Regions from separate parts of the Mus musculus genome. Here regions 2, 3, 4 and 5 are each linked to region 1. The links are chromatin loops, found by intact Hi-C in ENCODE. Cell type or tissue: left cerebral cortex. All regions are shown on one strand. Region 1 overlaps Nos1ap (nitric oxide synthase 1 (neuronal) adaptor protein). Region 2 has its middle 12 kb from the start of Gm7694. Region 3 overlaps Nos1ap (nitric oxide synthase 1 (neuronal) adaptor protein). Region 4 overlaps Nos1ap (nitric oxide synthase 1 (neuronal) adaptor protein). Region 5 overlaps Nos1ap (nitric oxide synthase 1 (neuronal) adaptor protein).

What was found. A loop is a pair of places that touch in the nucleus more often than their neighbours do. Peaks named below come from ENCODE experiments on the same cell type or tissue, not always from the same donor. Only the 100,000 strongest peaks of a DNase experiment are listed, where the experiment ranks them.
Region 2: it touches region 1 in a loop (2.2-fold over the local background); 4 of 42 quality-filtered maps call a loop at or near these places.
Region 3: a loop joins it to region 1, with 2.9 times the contacts of the local background. A loop is called at or near these places in 5 of 42 quality-filtered maps.
Region 4: it touches region 1 in a loop (2.0-fold over the local background); 2 of 42 quality-filtered maps call a loop at or near these places.
Region 5: it touches region 1 in a loop (2.2-fold over the local background); 3 of 42 quality-filtered maps call a loop at or near these places.

Annotation. Positions count from the first base shown.
Region 1 is chr1:170,502,117-170,507,116 of GRCm38, reverse strand. The region is part of intron 2 of Nos1ap (nitric oxide synthase 1 (neuronal) adaptor protein); the gene reads left to right. Among named protein-coding and RNA genes, the nearest start is that of Gm46171, 36 kb to the left of the region's middle. In left cerebral cortex, no CTCF peak of the experiment used is centred here; DNase peaks (open chromatin) are centred at 569 and 2,525; H3K27ac peaks cover 1,446 bases.
Region 2 is chr1:170,291,947-170,296,946 of GRCm38, reverse strand. No RefSeq gene overlaps it. Among named protein-coding and RNA genes, the nearest start is that of Gm7694, 12 kb to the left of the region's middle. In left cerebral cortex, a CTCF peak has its summit at 4,263; DNase peaks (open chromatin) are centred at 672, 1,944 and 4,233; H3K27ac peaks cover 1,929 bases.
Region 3 is chr1:170,584,321-170,589,320 of GRCm38, reverse strand. Nos1ap (nitric oxide synthase 1 (neuronal) adaptor protein) reads left to right here. Exons shown (of 10, transcript NM_001109985.2): 1 at 1-61. Among named protein-coding and RNA genes, the nearest start is that of Nos1ap, 3.0 kb to the left of the region's middle. In left cerebral cortex, a CTCF peak has its summit at 2,416; DNase peaks (open chromatin) are centred at 832, 1,694, 2,359, 2,819 and 1 more place; H3K4me3 peaks cover 3,375 bases; H3K27ac peaks cover 1,231 bases.
Region 4 is chr1:170,552,810-170,557,809 of GRCm38, reverse strand. The region is part of intron 1 of Nos1ap (nitric oxide synthase 1 (neuronal) adaptor protein); the gene reads left to right. Among named protein-coding and RNA genes, the nearest start is that of Gm46171, 15 kb to the right of the region's middle. In left cerebral cortex, no CTCF peak of the experiment used is centred here; DNase peaks (open chromatin) are centred at 458, 889, 2,295 and 2,699; H3K27ac peaks cover 2,263 bases.
Region 5 is chr1:170,407,215-170,412,214 of GRCm38, reverse strand. All of the region lies in intron 2 of Nos1ap (nitric oxide synthase 1 (neuronal) adaptor protein), which reads left to right. Among named protein-coding and RNA genes, the nearest start is that of Spata46, 100 kb to the right of the region's middle. In left cerebral cortex, no CTCF peak of the experiment used is centred here; DNase peaks (open chromatin) are centred at 2,999, 3,654, 4,086, 4,409 and 1 more place; H3K27ac peaks cover 4,239 bases.

The DNA of each region.
Region 1 (5,000 bases):
CTTCGTGTCTGGCTTCTTTTAGTGTTTGCACAGTTAACCTGTGCTTTTTTTATGCACCAACACTTCATGTCCTTTTATTATTGGCTAATATTCCATATCATACTTCTAGTATATGAGACATGAACTGGTCAAACACTGGATGTTTGCCTTTTTGTTTTTCTTCAAAAGGGAACTTGGTTTTGTTTAAACTTAAGAAAACACTTAATGTGTTCTCAGCAGTGTTTAGTGGGGGTTTTGTCTTCCTTTTAAGCAAAGGACGCAAATCAGAATTCGCAGGTGGGCTTGGGCGATCGTTCTCATCAACATGAAGATTGGTGCACTGAGAGCTGGTCTTGATTTTTTCCCTCTCACTCTCTGTGGGGAGAAAGTATTGACTTCTGAGCCAACATTATTTTAGGTTCTGGAAACAGAGTCTGAAAGGCAATGTCCCTGCTCAGTGGAAGCTTACGTTCTGATGGTGAGAAAGAATAGGAGAGGCTAGAAATACAGAGTCACGAATAAATTCTCTGCAGACCGCTAAATTAGGACATGAGACCAGGGAGAGCCGGAGGTTGCCCGAGCACTGTTTTTCTACAGCTTGCTGGGGAAGACTTCTTGGTTGTATTGAAGTGAGTCTTTAAATATGTGAGTATGCAGAGGGAGTGAGCCATATGGCTCTCTGCAGGAAGAGTGTTTCACACAGAGGGAACAGTAAGTACAGGGCTTGAGAAAGAAGCTGGGATGGGCTTTCTAGGTTCAGAAAGCAGCCCGAAGGAAAGCCTGAATGGTGATGTATTTACCTGAGGAGGGATGGCAGGCTATTTGTAGGAATTTTTCCTGCAGGTCGCATCTCAAGAGAATCCAGGTCACTAAGAGGCTTCTGAGTACCTAGACTACACACGACTGACACACACATCTATCCTTAAATTCGAACCAGAGTGAAAAGTTCCTCAGTTCCGTTCTGTCCCAAAGAAGAGGGATTCAGGAATGATCTCTGCCTCCCTTTTTGAGATTGGGTCTCACTACGTAGCCCTGACTGTCCTGGAACTTACTATGTAAACCTAGCTCCCAGAGCTCTGCCTGCTGCTGCCGCTGACTCCTGAAGGCTGGGATTAATGATGTGAGCCACTACACTCTGTTCAAAATGATTTAAAAAAAATGAGCAGAGATAATTCATTAGCTTCCAGAGTTTGTTGTTAAAGCAAAGCACACAGTTGCTTTTTAAATAAGAGTCCTGGCTCTCTTACAGCAGTACATACCTAAGAGTAAACAGTGATGTCTTTGAGTTTCCACAGGAACGTCAGAACGCATCCCGCAACGGTCCAGTTTCTTATAATGATTCTCTTGCTTTAGGCGGCTATTTGATGATGTTGCCGTTCACCACCAAGCCTGGCTATTGGGTATCCTTTAAACAAAGTTTGTTCTCTTGTAAGAAAAGGAAATGCTGAAAGTCTGTTGCAGCCTTTGGGGACCTTTTGTTCATCTTTCTGGCATTGGCCACAGGTGACATTGGACATCCTCACTTTAATGTCTTCTTTGGCTTTAAAGACATATTCATATGTAAATGGATTTTCATTTTAACCATTTGCAATGTGGGTTTAAACTCAGTGGGTTTAAATAAACCACAATGTTTTGTTTCCCTCACCACTGTCAATATCTGAAGCCTTTTATGATCTCTGTCATAAACTGTGCTCATTCATCAGTAACTTCATCCCAGCCCTGGAACGCTGGCCTGTCTCCTGTCTCTTGAATTTATCTACTCTACAGACCTCACACCAGTGAAATCTTATACCATATTTGTCACCTCTTCCTATTTATTCCACTGGCCAGGGGTGTCTGTGTCATGGTAAGCATTATCAGTTCACACCAGTGCCGAGCTGAAAAGTGAGCCAGGCTCTGACAGCCCAGGCTGGTCTCCTGTGACTTTCTGTACTTAGCATATGACACAGGTTTTGATATATGACCAGAGTTCTCCTGGGATCATAGACACCATATAGGATAAAGATGCAGTACTACGTAATGAGACAGCTTTGGTTCCACAGTAAGGACAGCTTCCAAGAGGCACACTTCTCTGACTTGTGTGGAGAGGTCTCTCTGTGGCCTCTGTTGTCTTCACAGTTGCTTAGGTGGGTTTTCATATCTACTGTGATTTGATCCTAGTTTCCAATAACCCAGTAAGGAATGGGTATTACTGAGCTTTTTACAGAGAAGGGTTATATTAGTGACACCACTGCTTCATGTTCCTGTCCTTATGCAGCCTCAACAGACCAGGGTCTAGATTGCACTCTGTCATGTTGCTGTGTCTGGCCACCCGCAGACAGCACTTCAAAAGTATCAATCCATTCAAAAGTGGATGTGAGTGTGAGATCACCCCACTTTATAGATGTGTAAGCTAAGGCAGAGAAAGGTTAAACAGCTTGCTCTAGCCTAGAGCTGGTGAGTGGGGAGTCTAGGATTCTCTGCAAAGTCTGAGCTTGGCGCTGCTTTGATTGGGAACTGAGACTTGGAGTCTGGCTCAGAGATCCTACAAGAGCAGGCCGATTGTCCTCATTTTCCAAGTGTCTAGCCAGACAGTATCATCTGTGTTCCTGATTGTGTCTGTCTTCCATCTGGGAACACTGCCAGGCAGTGCATAGCACTAGATGTAAGGAAGGGCCATTATTTGATTTTTATAAACTTCGTTTTAGAGCTTGAGATTCATATATTCTGTGTGGCACTCCCACCCCGCTTTGTGTTCCAAAGCCACCTTGAATTTGGTGTGTCAAAAACCTGGATTTGTCATTTCTGCAGATGTTTCGCCTCTTTGCTTTTTGCTTTCCCTTGGATTTTTATGGATGCCAGTTTACGCCAGTGAAAGTCATGTTACCCAGCCACTGTACGCTTCAAACCTCAGGGTCACTTTAGACTCCTTTCTCTAGATTTTGCCCGAGCTACCCATGCCAAATTGCCTTCTAAACAAATATTTCTCAAATATGTGGATCCCTGGTGACCTCTCCAAGTAGAGGGAGCCCTGTCATTTATTGCACAGCAGCCTGTAGCGGTCGGGGTGTAGCTCAGTGGTAGAGTGGTAGTGTATGCTTTGTGGAGGTCCCTGTGTCCCTGTGCATTAGGCTAGCTTCCCTTCATCCTTTCCTTTGGAGACAGCTTGTCTCTCTAAAGGCAGCCCTGTTGGTTTTGTCCTGTGTACAGCTCTTTATGATGCTTTGCCATCTCTAGATTGGACCCTGAGCTCCTAGCAAGGTGTATAGGCTTTTGCAAGTAATGCAGGCATGCCCCAGCATAGGTCAGGAGCATCTTCCTATCAGCTAGCTCTCCATCCTTCCTTCTACCTGGCAGGCACCTCTTTCTCTGGATGGCTGAAGCTCATCTCCTTAAGACCCAGTCCAGCTTCTGCTGCTTCTCCATGAGCCCAGTTTCAGTGTCCCCCCCTTTTTTCCCTACAAGTTTCTTTTGACACCTACAAAATAGCTTTTCTGTCTTCTGTGTCCCCACCACACTCTGTAGAGACCTGTGGCTCTCCCCAGCTATCTTGTAAATAGTTTCTGTTTGTAAGAATTCACTGAGAGACCTCATAGAGGGCCGTAGCTGGACAGAGTGAACAGGAGTTGGCAGCACAAACTCTTTGTTCAGGGTCCTAACGAGGAGCTCGGTCCCTGTCTGGTGGTTTTCCCTGCTTGCCTCTGTTGTCCCGGCAGGGCTAGATTGAAAGCCTGCAGAGCAGAGACCTGCTGACCCAGGGTGCACTGTATAGCCCCCAGCCCCTGGGTATTCAGTCAGCATCAAAAAGACTGGGTAGCTGCTGCCCCTCACACTCTCTGGGCTGCATGAGACCTGCTTCCCTGGAGAGGCCTTTTAACCACTCGATGGTTGGCTGTGGGAGTGACAAATGGCTTCTCTACATCCCTCTCAACCCTGTTGTCTCCAGTGGCAGTCGTCCTGTTAATGTGTTGTTAGTGTTCTGTGAGCAGCGTGCCCTGCCTCCTTCCCCTCTAGATAGACCTCCCGATGAGAAGATCTGGCACCTGCTTTGTTAGGCTTCCCCCAGGGCTGATTCAGGAGGTGAGCCCACACCTGCCTTTGGCCTCCTGAAAACAGTCATTGAGGGAGCTTGGCCTCCTGTCTCCTCACCCCCAAGCCCCTTAACTGCCTTGCTGAGCCCCAGGGCCTGGATCGCAGGGAGGGCTGGCAGTGGGCCAGGGAGTCAATGGTTTGGGTCCTGGCTTATTCAAGATGCACATCGTGAGCAGGATACTGCAGGTGGCTGAGAGCTGAGGAAGGTCCAGCATGCCTCATTTTCTATTCCTTGAGAAAAGCAGGCTCGGCCTCCTAGTGCAACCCTACCACCCCAGGCCGCTGTCCGTCCTTGCCTGCCTTCCATTGCACACCTCCCCCAATGTGTCAGCCTCTCCCAGAAAGAGGGACTCCTCGGTAGCTCAGATACAGATTACTGACATGTATCCTTGTCACTTGTCACTTTGTCCTTTCAGCCTTGTTCTGTCCCTTGTAGAGCCAAGTGGATCTTTGTTTATTCTGGCCCAAGAGGAGCTGGGTGTGAAGGCAGTCGACTAATGCAGGGTATATATGAGTTGTGAATATTTTTAAGTGTGGTCTTTATATAGCCCCAGAATTGTAGAGATAGGAACCAGAAAGCCATTTCACAGAACAATCAGGAAACAGCAGGAGTAGGGGGTGGATTTCTTTTAATGTATCTGTCTATTTATGTATGTTTATATGTGTATTATGTTTGTATGTAGTATATATGTATGTGTATATCAATCATCTATCAATCTATTATCTATATGTCTGCCTGTCTATGTGTCTACCCATCTATTATCTACCATCCATTTATCTGTCTGTCTGTTTGTCTATGTGGCTATCTCAGAATCTTACTTTTGTAGAGTAGGCTAGCCCAGCACTTTCACAGTCTTCTTGCCCCATCCTCTTGTGTAGTGGAATTACAAGGCACAAGCCATGTCTGACCCTTGGCATGGCCTCCTTTCTTTCAGGTGACATGCTGAGCC
Region 2 (5,000 bases), 210 kb after region 1:
GAAAGAAAGAAAGAAAGAAAGAAAGAAAGAGAGGGAGAGAGAGAGAAAGAAAGAAAGAAAGAAAGAAAGAGAGAGAGAAAGAGAGGAGGGAGAAAGGAAGAAAGAAAAGAAAAGAAAGAAAGAAAGAAAGAAAGAAAGAAAGAAAGAAAGAAAGAAAGAAAGAAAGAAAGAGAAAGAGAGAGAAGGAAGGAAGGAAGGAAGGAAGGAAGGAAGGAAGGAAGGAAGGAAGGAAGGAAGGAAGGAAGGAAGGAAGGATGGACTTTTTAAGCTAGCTGGCTTTCCCCACTGCAGAGCACAGCTATGTTATTCCAGGAAAGCAGGAGTAACAAAAACCAACCCAGTGATATGCTATGCATGGGAAAAGGCGTTGAAAATACTTAACAACAGCAACATTTTTCTTTAAGTCTGTGCTGCAGTGACCATTCTTTAGGTGACCTTTTCTATTGGATGGCTTTGGGCTCTTCTTCTGTCATCAATCAGGTGTTAAAATGCGCCTGCTACATCATGCTCTCCTTTCCCACAATTGTGCAACATTTTTGTTTTATTTTATTGCCTATAGTCAAGTATGCAGAAATGATTATAAAAAAGTAGGGATTTTTAAAATATAAGTGTAGAAGTGGGTGTGCATATGACACTTTTTCAAAGCTGTCCTCTAATCTGGTCTAGAAACTAGAGGGGGAAGATGCATTTTAATTTAGACACTGGTGACAATACGGGGCCCTCTCTTAACAGTGGACGAGGATGCCATGCCTCTCCTGTAGGTACTGTGCTAACAAGATGTGTTAGAGCACAGACAGAATCACCCAAAGCAGGCCAATTCATTTCAGCTGCAAGAGGGCCCATTTCCTCTGGGCTTAAACCAATTGCTAAAGGACATTGACAGTCTAGGCTACTGAGAACTCTAGTTGGTTTGCTGGGTCAGTGCAATGCTAGTGGGGAACCCTGGTTGAAATTCTGAGCCTGCACCCCAGATGCTGTTCCCAACTCAGAGAATTTCCTATTGGTCAGCTTTCTCACCAGTTTTGGAATTAATCTGAGGTATGTGAATGCTAAGAATGTTCAGGAACTTTGTAGGCTTCCATTGTCTCTTCATTCCCTGCCATCCCAAACCTCTGAATTTCCAAGCCCGGCCTGGCCATGATTAGCTCTTGAGATTTTGACCCTCTGGGTCATCTAGGCTTCACTCAGCAGTGCTCCCCACAAGGTCCTCCAGGTTTATAACACCTCACATGAAGCACACCACCACCACCACCACCATGGCTCTCCTGGGAGTAGGGACAAGCACAGATTGATCATGTGTTCAGACTCACTATCTCCTAAGTACAAGTGGCGTGTCTGCTTTTCATCTCTCAAGAAAGCTTGCTTCAGAATCTTCCAGTTGTGCAGTGAAATCCCTGTGGAGGTCTTTCCCCCTCCGGTGAGCCTTCCTCCCTACTGTCATGTTCACCAGGGGCACAGGATGAAAGCCCAGTCTTCCCACCACCAACTTCGTACTAATGAGAAAATTCCTCCACTTTCGGTATCTAGGGACCGACCCTCTTGAGACACGAGTCTTTGTGTCCAGCTTATCTCCAGCTGCTGCCATGATGAATAGGCCAGCCCAAGGGAGCCTGGGGAAGCTCTACCCCCAGGAAACGTGGCTATTAATACAGACAGAGAAGCAGGCCTGAAGAAATATTTAAGGACCAACTGGAATACACCAGACTGCATTCTCTCCCGTGGGAGTTGCTTAAGTTTATGTTGGTTGCATGGAGCAGAAAACATGGCCTGTGTTTTCCTTTACTATAGGAAAAGAAAAAGGCCCACAAATCAAACCCCCCAGCAAACTGCAGCATTCTTCTCCTTTTACCATTTCAATAGTCAGCTCTTCCCAATGCCATCTGCTTAGCTACCTTCTTCCTTAAAGCATCCCTCTGTTTGCCGCCTTATCTGTCCGAAGCTTGTGCCTCTTACATAATCCTAGTTGGCTCGATCTGATGTTCAGCCTACACCGTGGGCCAACGCACTGCTCCCCAGGAAGTTTGGGATTGTCCCAGCCACCGAAGGGTAGTCAAGCCTGGACTTCCGAGGCAGAGGGAAGTAAGTCCAACCAGCTTGAGACATCAGCACTGTAGATGAGTTCCCAACACCTGCAGTTGACCGGCCCAGACTTCCCATGTGCCCCTTGGTTCTTCGTAAACTGTTTAGATTAGCCTTCGTGGCATAGTTAGTCCTGTGTGTTGTCTGGGACAAAGAGCAGAGCTGGAGAATGCTTTGTAGTTGAGAAGGTTTGGCTGGGGAAGCTTCATTGTTTGGAGATACTGTGTTGGCCTGTATGGGCAGCGACTGTGTGCATTACAGCTCACGTGTAAGAGTAGTTAGAGTATGGGTTAGGGACTTTGGCCCGGCCTCTCCCATATCAGTCAGTGACTCTGGGTAGTGTATGTTGTGACCAGGACTAGGGCCTTGCTGTGAAGTGAGATGTCAGATGGTTCTCTGTACTCTAGGTCACCCTCTGCCCAGCCTCAACCTACCTACTATTCCAAGCTTTTATGCTGCTATTTCATCTCTGCCCCAGAACCCCAGAACATCAGAACACCAGGACCCCAGGACCCATGGACCCCAAATTGCCCAGAATCTCTTCCCTGCCTTTGTTTTAGTTTTGGTTTTTGGAGTTGGGGTTTGACTACATAGCCTAGGATAGGCTTGAACTTGCAACCCTCCTGTCTCAGCCTCCCAAGTGCTGGGATTACAGGTAATCGCCACCACCACTGCCTCAGCTACACTTGCGCCTTCCTCCGATTTTGTCAGGCCTTGACAATTCATCCTTCACATTTCCACCGGTGTCTTCCCCTCCCTCTGTTTCTTTCTGCTGTTCCCAGTCTATTGTGAATGTGAAGTCACAAGGTCTGGGCCAGGCTGAGCTATATGTTCCCAAATAGCACCAATCAGCTGGGGGACCAAGTATGCAAACGCTTAAACATATGGAAAATATTCACCCTCAACATATGGGGAATATTCACCCTCAAACCCCACCCTACCCCATGCTGTGTGGTCATATAGTCCCAGGTGGTTTGCAGAGCAGTACAGCCTTTTGTGTCTCTCCTCAAGTCTCTGAGAGCTTTTGGGACAGGGCTCATACCATCTTCAGTTCTTAATAATCCATTTGCCATTCTAGGCCTTCACTGGTGGTTAATTGTATCTCTGAAGCTCCTATGTAGTTAGTCCAGCAATTGTTCTGATCAGTTTGCACATGCCCTCTCACTTGAATTTTTCTGGAATGCTATAATCTTATTAAGCCCATTTTCCAGACACAGATAAGCTTTTACTGTGGTCAGAAAACCCGACGTGCATGATCTCATTAATTCTCACATCTTGAGGGGAGCTATCTTGGCAGGACTGGGGGGGCGGGAGAGGTGGAGGGCTATGAACCATACACCTGATGAAAAGAAAAGTGAGCCCCAGAAGGCCAGGGTTATCATGTGTGCACGAGTGGGGGTGGAGGATGAGGGGTGGTGGAGATGTCACTCATCTTCCCTGCCACCATCCGGTAACTCTGTGCATTTCCATCACACCAGTCTAATGAGCAATTCCAGGAACTAGTCATGGCCTAGAAATATCTTTTTGAGTTTGACCTTCTCCAAGGATAAATGGAATTTCTCCAAACACTGATTATTCTTTCAAAATGGGAATTTAGAGACCCTTTTCTCTACCCCTTGTTCTTTTTCCAGAAGAGGGAACAGCAGACTATGTTTTTTAAATGGTGCTAGGAATTTCATGGAACCCCTATGGTAACACTTCAAAGTAAGAGACCTTATCCTTGTCTCCTAGGCCCCAGATCAAAACTTTAGGGATTTTAAGGACTTTGTCGATCATCCATGTCAGCCAATAACAAAGCTGCTGTTAGGGTCTCCACAAAACATTGATTTTCCAGGGTGTTTGTAAGAATCTGCGCTGACATGTAAGCATTTCCTCTTGCAGAAGACGATGGAGCCAAGAGGCAGGAGTGCTTACAAACCCCTGGAGGGACGGCTTATGTGCTTACCTGGTTATCGACTCCGAAGTTCAAGCGTTCAACTGGGCACTGAGTTCTGTTTGGCAAATACCTGCCAAGGAAAATCGGTCAGGTTTTGCAGCTACCATGGTTACTCAAACAGTGCTTGGGAAAAAAACACACACACAAAACAAAACAAAAATCCTTGTGGTACTATTTTTCTTGATGGCTGCCTGACCCCGTGTGGATTGATTTAGGATCGCAGTTTCTCATTCCTTCCACAAAAGATTTTTCATGACAAAAATGGCATTAATAAATGCTGCCCTCTGCCTAGAGTAGCTGGTATTTACACTAACATCATTCCACCCACGGGTAGTTTGTGGAGGAAAAAAATTAAGAGAGATGACACTTCTTAACTAGACATTCCAGATGAGGAGAGAAACGGATGGGAAGAAAGACTTTGAATAAAAGTATAGTGTCTGGAATGGCCATGCAGTCCTATAGTGCCTGCATGAGGGAATCTGGAATTTGAGAGCAGCTTGAGCTGCCTAGCAAGTTCCAGGGCAACCTTAGTTACATAGTGATTGAGGGTGTCCAAATGTTTGAGTTCATGATGATGCACACAGTTAGAGGTGGGGAGAGGGGAGCAGAGACACACAGAATTTCAAAAATGTATAATTGGTAACAATTCATAGAAATTTAATATTATAAACCCAGCTTTTAAATTTCCAGGAAAAATAACCAACTGTGAAGGAGAATGCAGTTAGTGCTTTCTCAGTAAGATGCCCATGCACAAAGTTAAAGGGACTAAAGTTAGTGACTTAGCATTTTTACATTGTGAGCTTTTAATCTACCATTTGCTACTTAGTTAGTTATCACAATGCCTAAAACGTATAAAATCTAAAAGACATTATAAAGTATTTAAGACTAAAGAAGGTTTATCACTCAAAAGATCAGCTTTAATGGGGATTCTAAAAATTTTCTAGGATACAAAAATTCCCTTGCAGTAAGCATGCTAGTAAGAATA
Region 3 (5,000 bases), 82 kb before region 1:
TCTACGGATCCCTTTGCACAACGAGGACGCCTTCCAGCACGGCATCTCTTTTGAGGCCAAGGTGAGGGGCCACCGGGAGGGCAGTGCCCTGAGAGGGCAGGTCTGGGGGAATGGGGTGCCAGCGGTCCTGGACTCAGAGCAGGTGGGCTAGGCCTTTCTCAGCTCTTGCCCAGAACAGCTAAAAATGAGCACCTGCAAAGTTTGAGGTGTACTGCCTCTTCCCCGTCTCCTACCTGCAGACACCCCATCCTCGCCCGCCAAGGCTGGATTGAGTTACTTCCCGGAGAAGGCTGAGCAGCGCAGCCTGCATGTCTGGCTCTTTAGAAAGCTTTAAGGAAGCGCTGGTGTTATTTACCTGCTGGCCTCCCATGAGAGAGGTGCTTTTGGAGGTGTTTTAAAAGGAGAATGCTTGTTTCCTGACCGGTTTTTAAAAAAGTTATATATATATGTGTATATTTCACACACACACACACACACACACACACACACACACACACACACACACACACACTCATTCCAAGTAGTTGAGTGTAGGTGTTAAAAGTTACTTCCCAAATGTCTGCTTTTGGACACTTTAGCATGTGTCAGTCATTGGTGTAGTAGTGGGGTGAAACCTGTTTTCTAGTTTTGTGGTGCACTGTTAAATCTCAGCAGTTGCTGATGAAGAATTTAGCCCAGACTGGAATTTGCAGGGTCAAGGCCAAAGCCACCCTTGGGGGAGGGGTGGAGTGGAAACCTCGCTGGACCAGTGGTTGTGTATAAGACAGGCAACCCGGTGACCTGACCATGAGGCACCTCTCTGTGTAAGGAGTTCTGGCTTCTAAGACTGCAGTGGAGTTTCCCGGAATGGTGCTTTTCAGTGGAAAAGGCTTCTGCTCGTGACTGATGCCCAGTCCTACCTATAACTTAAGGAAAGAAACGCGCAGGGATGCTCAGCATGCACAGTGTGCTTGTTACTGAGTGGAATTTAAGCGAGCTCTGTATAGATTGGGTTTTGAGAACAAGACTTTTGACAAAAGGCAGACTTGCTCCGTTCTCTTTTCTGCAGTGACCCGCAGGTTAGCCTGTTGTGCAAGGACTGCCGTCAGGTGTCAATTTCCTTTAGTTTGCAAAACATCATTGGAGTGTCAGATGCCCAGAGGTCATTTATCTTTACAGTTCCTCCCCTTTTCTCATGCAGATGGATGAATTGGTGACTCATATCCCCCCCAAACCCCAACTTTTCTCAGTCATATCTTCTAGAATTAGAGTTACCTCTTCACCCTATTGATGTCAAACTCTCCCTCGGAATACAGAGCTGGATTGCTGAGTAAAGGGGATCTGTCAGCCAAGATCCTATCTCACGTCTCTATCTCGGAATAGATCTGGTTGGCCTAAGATATGGGGTGTTTGGGCTCCTGTATGTCAGGGCCTATGGATTTGGTAAGCAGTTTCTTAAAAGTATAATGTTTTTTATTATGGTTAAGATTTAATTTTCTTGGTTATGCATACACTAAGAAATTGGCATTGTCTTGCTTGGTTAATCACAGTGTTCTATTAAAATATATATTTTTATTATTTTAAATTGTGTGTCCGTGTGTGTGGTTATGTGCATGTGAATGAAGGTCCCCTGGAGCCCCCTGGAGTCTCCTGGAGTCCCCTGGAGCTGGAGTAACAGATATTTCTGAGCTTCTGAACTCTTTGAAGTAGGTTCTGGGAACTGAACTCAGATCTGCTGTAAGAGCAGTGTGTGTGTTCTCAGCCACTCACTGAACCATCTCTCCAGCCTCATCAGAGCCTTTTCTTTTTAGAGAACTAGTGGGGGAAAGACTAGGACGATTTAAAGTTTTTTTTAATTTTTATTTCTTTATCTTTTATTCTTTTCTCATGGGCCTCTGCATTTGGTTCCAGATAGGTGTCAAAAATCTAATGTGTGCACATACAAATTGCAAGAAAAGTCCAATTCTTAGTATAATCCGCAGTTGGAATGCTGAGGCAGGGGGACTACCATGAGTTGGTAGCTTGCCTAGGATACATTGTCCTAGCTGAGAAAACCAACCACCCAGCCAACCAAAGAATAGTTTTAGACAAAATAGTCCAATTCCTCTATGCCCAATTGGGCTGCTGTATGTCTGGGCCTATGGATTTGGTAAGCAGTTGATATATTTATGGGACGTGTGTAGCTTTAGTGAGTATTGAGGTGGCCTAACAAAGCTGTTTGCAGTCCTTAAGAAATACTGAGCTTGAAGCTTGGCTCCAACTTCCTAGATCCCACTCTTTTTTCCCCCCTCTAGTACTAAACGTGTAGTTTCTTTTCTAAGCAAATGTCTGGGGGCTGCGTGGTGTAGTTTCTATAGTAACTCTCTAGATTCACAGACAGTGGTGGTCAGTAAGAAGAGGAGCCGTGGCTGGTCTAAGTTGTGTTCCCAACGCAGATCTGAAACACAGGGGGGCAGGCATGTGTAGTAACGTGAAGTAGAGAAGAAGAGACAAGGGTAGGTGGAGCTTCTCTAGGCCAGGCTGACGTTATGGACTGGGTTCTGAATTCTGGCTCTTGGTAGTTGATGCTGGACTCTGGCATATTCTTCAGATACCATGTCAGCCAAGACCTGCTCAGAGGCAGAAACAGAAGATCATCTCTTTGTGTGCCGTCACTCCCGACCGACCCTGGGCATGCCAGTTAGTGCCTCTGTAGCTAGCTTCCATCTCTATTGAGCAGTGTCTGTCCTGAGGCATGCATCATCATGGGCATTTCAGGGTTAAAGCACAAGGCACTTGCTCCTTGTTTTGGAAAAGCACCAACTGGAAAATGCAAATGTCTGGTTGCCTTGCTAGGCACCTTGGAGAAGGAGCCCAAGGCTTCCTTTCCCAAGGGTTGGCAGCTTTTCAGAAGCAACACTGGATGGAGAGATTCTCTGGATGTATGCCTCTAGTTTTTCAGAGTTCCACAGAAACACAAAGATTTAGGATTACCTGGGAAGACATGTCCCTGGCTGAACTTCCGTGTTCTTAAATACACATACCTTCCGGTATCGGTTGGTAGAGTGCTTGCCTACCATGCGTGAAGCTCTGGGTCACATCCTCAACACCACTGGTCTAGGTGTGGTGGTGCACACCTGCAATCCCAGTACCCCGGAAGTGGAGGGAGGAGGATGTGGGTACCCGAGACCCTAGCTTCCTGCATGCACCCCACCCCAAATGCATATCACAATGAAGCCCAAACTATATGCTTTCACCTGCAAAGCTTCACTTAAGTCTTTCTACTTTTTTTAAACCATGCATGTCTCCATATGTCTGTTTATATGAACTAGGATATAAGGCTCAGGGAGGCTGTTGCCTGCCATGGTTCTCACAGCCGAGTTGATTAAAGCTAGCCTTTGGTCTCTTCCATCCTTCAAATGCTTATATATTTGGTAATTTTTAAATGTCTTAGTTGCATGCCGCTGATTGTTGCACTCTGAAGTACTAACTCTGAAGACTTTCGTAGCGATTGTTACACTGAGTGTTGTCTGTTTCTCACAGAGTTTGTAAGCATCAGATAATGGAGACTATTTGACATCAGTTGGACTTTGGTCACTGTGACGGAATACCCAATCCATACAACTTAAAGAAGGAAAGGTTTATTTTAGCTCATGGATTCAGATGGTTCAGTCCGTGGTCCTAGTTCCTGGTTCTGATGGCAGAGGGGAACCCTAGCCTTGCAGGACCCCTCACATACTTGACATGCAGCCAGCGGGAGGGCAGCGCTCAGGTGTTTACTTGCCCCGCAGAAGCAAATGCTCCACACAGTGGAGTGATCTTTACCACCCATCGGGATGGTGGAAGCATGTGGCAGAAGTCACCCACCTCATGGCATAACGGAAGCAGAGGTAGCTGGTGGTGAGCAGACTGGGGACCAGGTACAGCTTTCAAGGCATATCCTCGTTATTTCCTTTCTCGAGCTAACACCCACTTTGTGAAGTTTCTACTACCCCCTAAAATAGCACCATGAGCTGGGGTTGAAGAGTTCGATATGCGAGCCTGTGGGGATGTTGCTGTAACCACAGGCTTTTCCACCTGAGCCAAAGTTCCTGAAATAACCACTCTGAGGTTGAATTATTTGTGAATAAAATATCCTAAGCCATAAACTTGGGTTGGTTCCCTGACTGGCTTGTGACTTAACCCATTTATTCTATTCTAATTTCTGCCATGTGGCTAGTTACCTTGCCTCAGGTTCATAAGACTGTCTATATCATCATTATGGCGAATCTCCTCCCTGCCTGATGCAGTCCCAGAATCCTCACTCCCCAGTGGACCTCCCTCCTCCTAGTTCCTACCTAAGCTAATAGGTCAACAACCTTTTATTGACAGATGAATCTTCCATACACTACACAAGAGATTTTCTCTACATATTGCATTTCCAAACCATAATGTATTGAACACTTATGGGCCCTACATTGTTCTAGCATCTGTCTCCTTTGATCAGTACCCTCCAGGGCATATGACCCCCTGGTCTGTGGCTGCCTTACCTACTCATGAAATAGTTGTTCCCTCTGTATGCCTAGCAGATACTCTCTGGACTATGGCTCAGATTGTCAAAACCGAATGGCACCTTAGCTATCTAGTGTAGACGTACTTTTTGGATGGAAACAGAGGACCCAAGGTACATAACCACATAATAACAGAACTACCGCTAATCTCTGGATACAGTTATCTGTTGCTGTCTAGTAAACAACCATAAGACTCAGGCTAGGAACAACAGCTGTGCATTTTGCTAATGATCCATGGCCTGGGAATTCAGGTAGGGCTTAGCCCAGCTGTACACAAGGTGAATAGCATGGTGGGTCTTTTGTTTGGTAGGGCACTGTTAAGGCTTGGCTCTGTGAGTTTTACAGGATCTCTTCTGCTGTCTTCTGTTGATCATAACTGACTATAGGGGTAAAGAAATATACTCCACTTCTCTTGATGTGTTTGAATATGTGAATGTGAGTGCATATGTGGAGACCATGGTTCAACCTAGAGTAGTGTGTGTGTGTGTGTGT
Region 4 (5,000 bases), 51 kb before region 1:
CTATGTTGCCCTTTCAAAAAAACCCAAACACTACGTAGTGTTACCTTTGTGACTTTAGGTAAGATGAAATACTTCCCTGAGTCATGGCACTAATGAACATCAGTCCCAGGATTTGGACCAAGGAGTATCTGATGTCAAGGCCTGAGCTATAACCATGAAATTACTCAATGGATGTTCATTCAGATAACATCTACTGAGCATCTGTCTCCTGCATGCCAGGTACCAGGGATGCAGTTGTGAGTAAGACAGATAGTCTTTTGTCCTAAAACAAATCCAGAGGCTGATAGGAAATGGTATATTTTTAGGCAGGAATAAGTGGTTTGAAGGAAATGAAATGGGGTCAAATCGTGCACAGTATTCAAGGTATGTGACTGGGGCTGCTGATTCTGGCTCAGTGGGGCTTTCTAAGTTAGACAGGATTTGACAGAGCATCAAGTGGGAAGAAGCCCTGTGGTGGGAACTGTCGTGTTGTGTTTGGGGAAGAGTACATGGGGAAGCTGAAGCTATTGGAGTCAGGGTTTCTGGTTCAGCCGTGAGGGCAGAGCTGTGGGGCTTCTCCTTGATTGGCTATGACTGTGGTGAGGACTACCCCCTTTGACAACGGAGGAGAAGAGCAGAGCTCGTTGACCCCTGATGGAATTCATTCCTGAGAAAAAGGACTCCCTCCCGCAAGAATGACTCATTTTTATTTTGTTTACTGTATTTTAAGACTTTTGGAGCTCTAGTCTCAAAATGAATAGGATGGTATTACGAACAGTGGAGAGCCCTGGCTTGCTTGCAAGTGTGAAATCTGCTCTAGGGTCTTAAATGATGTCAAGTGAAAGCAATGTCAACAGAGTGACTTGGTTGCCAGCAAGCTGTTGCAGGCAGAGGCTTTCCTGACGGATGGGGTACAGAGAGGACGATACCTGCCAAGTAGGAGGACGATGTTCCTGGAGAAAAATGGACATGGGATTTTTGGATGCTGCTGCACTCCCTCGTTGTTGTTGAGAAGTTGCCCTCTTCCTCAGCAGGATGAGTCAAGCCTGACTGGAGATGGAGGAGAACTTGGACCCGTTGATCTCTGAAGTCTTCCATTCTGCAGACCTGGGAGCCTTATTGCCTAGGTACCATTCAGTTCAGAGGCAGTAGACATGGGTGGTAGTAAAGATTCAGAGAAGATCCCAAATGATGTCCCTTTGGGCGTGGCATGGTGGTATCCCATTATACCCCTAACTCTTCTCACTGTCTTGCAGCTAGGGAGGCCTGGAGTAATCAGGGGTCTCTTATTTATCTTGGCGCCTTACTTAAGGTAGCTCTAGATTTTTAACCTAACTGGTAGTAACTGTATGTCTTAGAGCCTGTCTGCCTGCCTCTTTGGCAGTTTGGGAACCCCTGTGGTAGTCTCTGAGGATGTGAGGTACTTCAGAACTCTTTCTTGGTGTGGCCAGCAGAAGGATTGTGTAGTGGTTGGGTACCAGCAAAAAACCTCAGAAAGGAAGGCTTGAGTTACCATCTCAGGAGCTTCTTGTGGAAGGTGTGTGAGAATTGGACACTGAATTTGATTGCATAGCCTAGGCTGCTTCTTTCAGTCATCTTGGTGTTCAGTTGATGTATGTCTAAACACCTTGGGGAGTTTAGAACAGTGCCTCCCAGAGGGGCCATCCCTATCTCAGGTTGTTCTTTGCTTGGGCTTTTAACATCAGTGATATGTATGGACCTTTAGGCAGGTTTTCTTTCCTCAGAGCTTGAGATCTAAGACATTCTGACACAGATGCACATTTGAAAAATAGACACCCTGAAGACTATTGAATAGTTTTGTCAGTCGTTCGCTACAGCTGTCATTTATGGAAAAGACATGTTAAGTTTTACCTCTTACTTTTGCTCTTTAAATCACTTGTCTAAGTACACATGTACTTATACCATAGATTGCATGGATTAGTGTCTAAACAGATCAGGGGTAGACCAGTTGTCCTCAGTAGTAGTAGTTCCCTTTCCCATTGCTTTGACAAGACCTCTGACAAAAATAATAAAATAAAGGATTTATTTGGGCTTGTGTTTGAGTGTGTGTCCATCATGGTGGTACCATGGGTGTCAGTCATCTGATCACTTTGTGCCTCTAGTTGTAAAGCAGGGAGAGATGAATGTTGGTACTCAGCTTACTTTTTCTCTCCTGGCCCCTCTACTCAGTCCAGGATGCCAGTCTGTGGGGAAGTGCCACCCACACTCAAGATAGCTTTCCCTCAGCTAAGCCTTCTTGGGAACATCCCCAAAGATAAAATTGTATGTCTCCCAGGTGATTCTGAATCCATTCAAGTTGACAGTGAAGATTGGCTCTCATTCCACCTCCTGCCTACATTGTTCCTATCCTTAATAAAACTACGGAATGAGTTGCTATACTGCAGTGAAATGATGTGTAGGACTCCAGGGAGGGTGTGTTATCCTGAAGGTTCTATTGTGCCTGGTACTTTGTTAGTTGTTCTGTGCTCCATCTCTGCAGCGGCATGCTGGGCCAGCGAAGCATATCAGGAAGAGGATGGTAACACAGAGGTCACTGAAAGAAGCAAGTTGACAAAATCCTGGTGCCCAGAGATGAGGATGAGAGCACACATACCACTCTCTTCCTGAAGGCCTTGGGGGAGGTGACATTTGGGACTGGCAGCAGGCCCGTGGTGGGTGATTTTGGTTCCTGTAGTGAGCACAGTTGCTTCCGAAGGAGAAGGACTGGCAGATGGCCAAGCATGACTCAGTTGGCAGGACTTCCACATATCAAGTGCAGAAATGAGTCTGGGTGCCAGTGAAGTCCTGTCAGTGGGATGTGGTATGGCGTGGGGCTTAGGCTGTCTGGGAGGGTGTCTTCTTCTACCTGTGCACCCTTCTTCTCTTAGGAGGCAGGGCAGCCACAATAGAATATCTGTCTGGCCCTAGTTTCAAGTAATGGAGTGGTATATATGGTTTTGTTTACTAGTCCATAGTCCTTGTTTAAGGTGTCATAGTGTGGACATGTACCCAAACAGTTTAAATGGGAAGGACTGTGGTGGCTTTCACTATGGATACAGCTGGTAGGAGAGGCCATGCTATTCTTCAGCAGGATGAGATCATCCTGCTTAGCCAGCAAATCAGTCAGGGTTCAACTAGAGAAGTGAACCAGTGGGTAATGTCTAAGGAGGGATGCACAGGAAGGAGCAGGCTTTTGCAGTTATGGGAGTTGTTGGACAGGGCACAGGACAGTGTGTCATGTGGGAACACTGTGCAGGAAGGCAAGCTGTTGTCCAGAGGTGGAGTTCCTTCAGGGGCTTCTCATTCTGCCACCCAGGTCTTTTGACCAAATCAGCCCCATCCAGATCACCTGGGTGTCTTCCTCTACATCCATGGGGCTCCTAATCACATGCATACATATTGTCACTCACAGCAGCACCTAGACTGATAGTGGTTTGGCTGATTGACAGAGGGCTGTACTTCCACCAGCTTGACACAAGGACATCCTCATACCTTGTACTAACCTTGGGAGTTGGAGGCATCCCTGTAGTCAGTCCGTCCCTCCCTCGACAGCTCCCTGTATAAAAGTTCCACCGATCTCGCCTGTCTCCACTCACCCAGGGTGTTAAGGTATTTTTTTCAACTTTATCTAGTTCATCCTATTTATTTATAGTTTTATCTCTTAAGACCTCTTCCCTAGAATGGGTGGAAGGCCTTGCCAAGATTAGGTATATTAGTTAATTTTCTTGAAAAGAAGCAAATTAAGCAAAGAAGAATTTATTCTGGTCAGTTTGATGGGATATAGTCTGTCACGGTGGAGAAGGCATGGCTACAGGTGGTTCCTCAGTGGCAGGAGAATATGACTGGGTTCCCTCATCTCATATTTCAGTGGGTCAGGAAGCAGAGACATGACATGAAAGGGGACAAGGCTATAAACCTCAGGGCCCTCCCCACATCAACTCACTCCTTCCAGCGATGTCCCATCTAAAGATACCACATCTTCCTGAAAAACAGTCCCTCAGCAGGGTCCAGCTATTCAGATGTGTGAACCTATGGGTACATTTTACATCCAAACCATAACAGGTAGGCTGGCATTTTCTGCATATTTGTCCCTTGCTAATTCATGTTTATCCTGTAGTATTCCGAGTAGCTTCTCAGAAACTGGTGGCTGGTACTTATGACTTAGACCCAGATTCCAGGATGCTTCAATTCATGTTCTATGTATTTATTGAAGAAACAGCCATATATTTCATTTGTTAGCATTTGCTCTTTCATTTGACAGCTATTATCCATTGCCCCACTGTGAGCTGGATACTGTTCTAGGTTACATGGGGGGGGGGGATGTAACAGTGAAGAAGACAAAAGTAACCCTTGCTAGTTCTGAGAATTACAAGCTAGCCTCAGTGTTAGGAGTGCGGGTAGAAGGAGAGAAAGAAGACTAATTATAATAATGTTAATAAAATGAGTAAGGTAATTTCAGATACAGATAAGTGCACTGGAGAAATCACAACAGTTTAATGTGACTCTAAATTTGGTAGCTGCTTTCTGAGTGAAAACGTTTTGCTGACTGAACGGTGTGGGGCAAATAATTTCAGCCCTCAGAATCTCAGTTGAAATCTTAATGAAAAAGGACACGAATCCATGAGAGATTTGGATTTGGAGCTATCCATCGTGGGAACCATTGCATGTGCGCACATGTTTATGAATGGGTCCCAGGACGATGAATGGTCTGGTAGATCGAGCTTCACCTTCGAGTGTGGCTTGTAGACCAGTAGGAAATATTGTAGTCCTTATCAGAACACAGACCCATGTGCATTTTACATGTGCGTGTTCCAACTGAGCTGGATACTCAGGTAGGGAAGCACTTCAGTGAGAGGCCACAGTTTGGACTCTGGTAGAATAATTTAGGGCTAAAACATCGGATTTGGATGGGAAGTGGATGGAAAGTGGGTGGGGATGGGCAGTGTTGCGCATAAGAAGAGAGCCAATTCTAAGGTATTTTCTTTCTCCCAGAGTAAGGCCAGTCTCTGAAGAATTGACTT
Region 5 (5,000 bases), 95 kb after region 1:
TTTTGGTTTTTGAGATAGTGTCTCACTTTGGAGCCCTGACTGGCCTTGGATTTGAGGTCAGTCTCTCAAGTGTCACCATCACAAACAAGCAACACCAGGGCTGATCCAAAAGCAAGCTTCATCTTCATCTCACCCTGAGCCTGGCTCTATTCCAGTTCCCCTGGTCTGGTGCTTGGGGCCACTCAAAGGCAGTTGTGCAAACCCCAAGACCTACCTCTCCGTTCCACGATCTTGTTCTGGTATGGATCTAATCTAGCACAGGTATTTCCAGACCAGTTTCGAATCCAGCTGTTTCTGCCCATCTCCACCCACTCACCTAAGCATTTTGGTTTAGGGGACGTCAGTGGTGGCATCAGGCTGGTCTCCCTGTATTGCTACGAGCCCTCTTAAAGACTGACGTGAGAAGAGGGTGTCTTTGTCAGAATTTTAGCATAGGTAATGATAGAAGCGTTTTTTCTCCCCTGGAGGACCTCGCCAGTGTCAGGAATGTCAGGTGACCTGATGGGCTGGCCTGGCTGTGTGTATTATCAATTCTGTCTCTGAAACGTGTAGGACAAAGAAGATGGGAGGAGAAATGGACAATTAAGAGATTTCCAAGACTGTTTGAAAGAAAGAGCACAGGGGCAGATAACACTGATGGCCTCTCTGGGGACAGAGGCAACCTCTTCAGTCCAAGGTCTCAGGGAGAGGTGTGGATTGCAACAAAGAGAATGGACGCTGGAAAACTCACAGTATGGAGGTGCCAGGTAAAGTAGGAAACAGAGCCAAAGTGCCTGGGAAGGCTCATGGCATGGAGGAGTCCATTAATGTAGTAAGGCAGAGCTGCTGTACCTGTTAATGTAGGAGAGAGGCAGGCCTAGGTGCCCGAGGAAAGTGTTCAAATGGACCTGGTGAACCCTCAACCTCTCTTGCTTTGCTAGAATACTGACAGTGAAAGTCCCCTACCCCATGCCTGGAGTAACTGAATAGTCTCAGAGGAAACTTATCCAGATCTTTCTTCTACAAACAAAAGCCTAGTTTATCTTACAGCAAAGCTCGGTATCAGTGAAATCTAGACAGTAAGTATCTCCGCCATAGTGCTTCCATTCGCCTTTTACTGTCCTTTGTTAATTTGGATCTACAGTCCGACTCCATGAAGCAACTTATTTAAGGAAATGCAGAGACACAGAGGCGCACACACACACACACAAGCTAAAGAAAGCAGACATCAGAAATCACACACAGACACAAACTTGGGTGGGTGGGAGAGACAAAATTAGTATTAAGAGAAGACACTGCATTGTAAAACAAGAAAAGGACCTTGAAAAATGAATCAGAGAATTCTTAGAGACAGTAACCACCGCGGGAGGCAAGCTAAAAACTAAGTCAGTAGAATGGCCACATTTTTTTAAAAGAAGAAATCAGCCTAAGAGTAGACTAGAAATACAAACCAGGAGCCCTTAGAGTCTGACTGCTTGAATTCCAAAGCAGAACAAGGGGAAAGGTGGGGCTGAGGGTAAGGGTGTGTGTGTGTGTGTGTGTGTGTGTGTGTGTGTGTGTGTGTGTGTGTAGTGGGTGGGGCTGAGGATAGGTGTGTGTGTGTGTTTGTGTGTGTATCAGATGGGGTGGGTGTGTAGGGACTGAGAGTAGGTATAAGTGTTACAGGGTGGGGCTGAAGGTAGGTGTGTGTGTGTGTGTGTGTGTGTGTGTACAGGGTGGGGCTGAGGGTTGTCCAAAGAATGAACATAGGAAAAGTTTTTCTGTTAACAGAATTCTATTTCCAAATGGAAAGGACCCATTGAGTGCCCCAGATGCCTTCAGGCAAAATGCACGTAGAGATGGGTTTCTTTTTCACACTGGTATGCTAGAGCTTTCCTTGTTAGCTGGCCACCCCATCCCATTTCTGGCTTAGAAGAGGCCTCAGTATATCCAGAGAAGCAGGGTGGGTTTGGGGGTGCCCTCCTGTTAAGCTCATTGAGTTTGAAATGTGTGAGCCACCTTGTAGGCAGTTTCTCAAGGTCAGTGGCCTTTTCAGGTCCAGACAGCACTGTTCATGAACAGATCAGTTTAAATTGGATTTGTTGTTGTTCTCTGTAGCCACTGGGGAAGCAGTTACGAGATAAGGAGACGTCAATCGAGGGGGTCTTCTACAAAGTGACCTTCAACACTTTAAGAAATGGACAAACACATTGAAGTTTTTTTTTAATTATTGCTTATTTTAAAGCTGTGATCTAAATGTAATTGGTTACAACTGAGTATTTCTTCCTAATTATACTTTTTTAAAAAGCTGTGGGGAAAAGTAGTTGAAACTGAACTCCTTTTAGCCTGGAGAAAAATTGTTTTCTTTTGGGCATAATTATGCCACACTGATAAATTGTTAAATGGCATGTTATTATGGAACTTAGTCATAGAGGATCTTTGATTTGGGCTCAGGGTACACTGATTGCTACAGAACAAGTTGCCCATTAGAGGTCATTTTCAAAGAGCTGTCACCACTGCATTTTCCTTTTTCAATTTTCTTCTGAAAAAAAAAAAGTAGGAAAGAGAGCAATTTACCTGTGGTCCTTCCTCTCAGTAGCCCCATTACCTAAAAGCCATTAAGTTCTTAGGGAAAGAGAAGCAGGCTACAGAGGCTGAGTCTGTGGTCTGTAGATAGAAAAAAACATAGCAGTTGGCCTTGAAGTCTGGGGGGCCACGAAGCAATCAGCACTGACCAAATATATAGATCCATCAGCTCTGAGATTTCATGGTAGGTTCTTTAGAATAGCCAGATAGGTTGAAAATAAACAGAAGAGAACACCAGGGTTGCTTTGGGAAGATTATCCCTCTTCAAATTAGATGGCAGCCAGCCAAGTCCCCCGCCCCCAACCCTCCTGCCTGGGGTCTTCCTTTCTTCAGCTATAGATGATGCTAACAAGCCTAGGTTTATAGACCGTATATGCCTTTCCTGCCCCACGGGGAGCAGCTGGGCTCTGTAATGCTTCTTGGCTTTGTCCCTTTGCTTCTTCACATTCTTAACACAGCAGCCCCAGCCAGCCACCTACATTGTCAGAGGAAGTCCTTGTACTTGGCTAAAAATTCCGTGAATAGTCACTGAAGAGAAGAGGCTGACCTTACATAATATCTACCTTCAAAGAGTTTATATGTCTACTTTTGAAGAGCTTAGATGCTGGTTGCAAGGAGGAAAAAGAACCTTGTTCAGAGCAGGAAGTAATATATATATATATATTATTATTATTGTAAAGCTAGCTAGCCTATTCCTTAAGGCTGTGATAGTCACAGGAGGTCTTATTTGAAATAGAACTATAGGATAAGATGGATTAGGGACTGAGTAGGAATTTGGGGGTAGTAATTGCTAAGTCCAAGTATAGAGATGGGGGAAAACTAAGTATGCTCAGGACAGACAATACAGTAGAGCGCTGGAATTATTGCAGGAAGTCAGTGGTTCTTTTATCCTTTTTATTTTTAGAGTGAAAGGGTTTGTTCAACAAAATAGTACAAGGGATGCCTATATATAAATGCTCAGACGGCAGCTTTGGCTGAAGAGCAGGATGGGGAGCTAGTACGGGTGCCAAGGTCTCTGCCCCATGGTGTCTTTGAGGTTCCTTATCACATGCAGGACATAGCATACAAGACACATGTGATAGGGAGCTGCTTGGTGAGAAAAAGAGAACTGATTTGAATCTGGTGGTAGTGCTCAGTATCAGTTTTGATCCTCTTGTTTCAGCCGTGGGTGATGTGGAACATCTTTAGTCAGGTCCTAAGATGCAATGTTTTAGAAAGATTAAAATGGGGAGGGCATGCCTCTTCTTCTGACACCCAGCATGATTCATGGAATAGCCCCAAAGGTGTGGTGAAAGGAGGGTGGCCACTTTTTCCACATAGAGATCCAATTATGTATGGCTAGAATAACTCGTGTGTGGAGACACTAAGGGCCAAGTTGGTGAGCACTAGATACTGTTAAATAGGATAATGGAATGATAGTGCCCTAGAAGCTATTAAAGATCACTGGGTTCAATGGCTAAATTATATGAGGATTATTATGGTGCTGATGTGGCAAATGAGGGGGAATAGTGGCCTTTGAATGGGAGAGACCAGTTCAGCCCCATCTGTGCTGGTTCCCAGGGCTTCAGCTCTGCTCTGCATCACTTATCATGAGTAGCCATCTCTCTTGCCTCTCATTCTGATAACTTTCACCATTTCCTCCACCACCAATTCTGTTTCAATCAGGGTGGGCTCCATAACAGAGCACCAGAGATATGGTTGCTCAATAGCAAGCATTTATTACTCATAGCCTGGGGACTGGCAGCCAGCATAGTTGATTCTGGTGTGGGCCCTCTTACTAGTGGGCCCTCCACTGTCTTGCAGAGTTTCCTCACAGGGCTTTTTCTCAGCCTAGCGCTCCTCCTCCCTCTCCTTCCCTTTCCCCACCTCTTCACCAATACCAAGGGGGCTGTTGGCCTCAGACTTTCAGCCTTCCTGACTCTGCCTCCCAAGTGACAGGATAGGATCACTGATGTGCCACCAAGCCCAGCTTCTCAATCAAGTGCTTATGGGGACACCAGCCCCATCCTTAGGACCCCCCTCCCCACACTTAGTCTAAATCCATTTAAATCGCAAGCTTCCCACCTCCTTGAAACTAGGCCACAAGCATAGGAATTGGAAGGAACACAAAACCCTGTGCCCTGAAAAATGGCTTTCCCCTTGTCTCATGTGTGGAGAACAGAAAGGCCATTCTTTGTTGTGTAATCTAGAATGCTGGCTGAAGTATGGAGCACTCTTAAGCTCAAGACCCCGTGTCTTCTGTGCTCCATGAAATAAAGCACAGATACCTGGTGTTCTGGGTAGGAGAAACATATGCAGAGGCAGCTAATGACAGAGATGGTGTGATGAAAGACTGGATATGCCAGATTGCGCCCTTCCTTTTTAACCTACGATTGCCCAGTGACATCATCAGCTTTGACCCCGAGGACCTACCTTCCACAGTCTGCCAAGACACACATCTATTATTTAGCATGCCC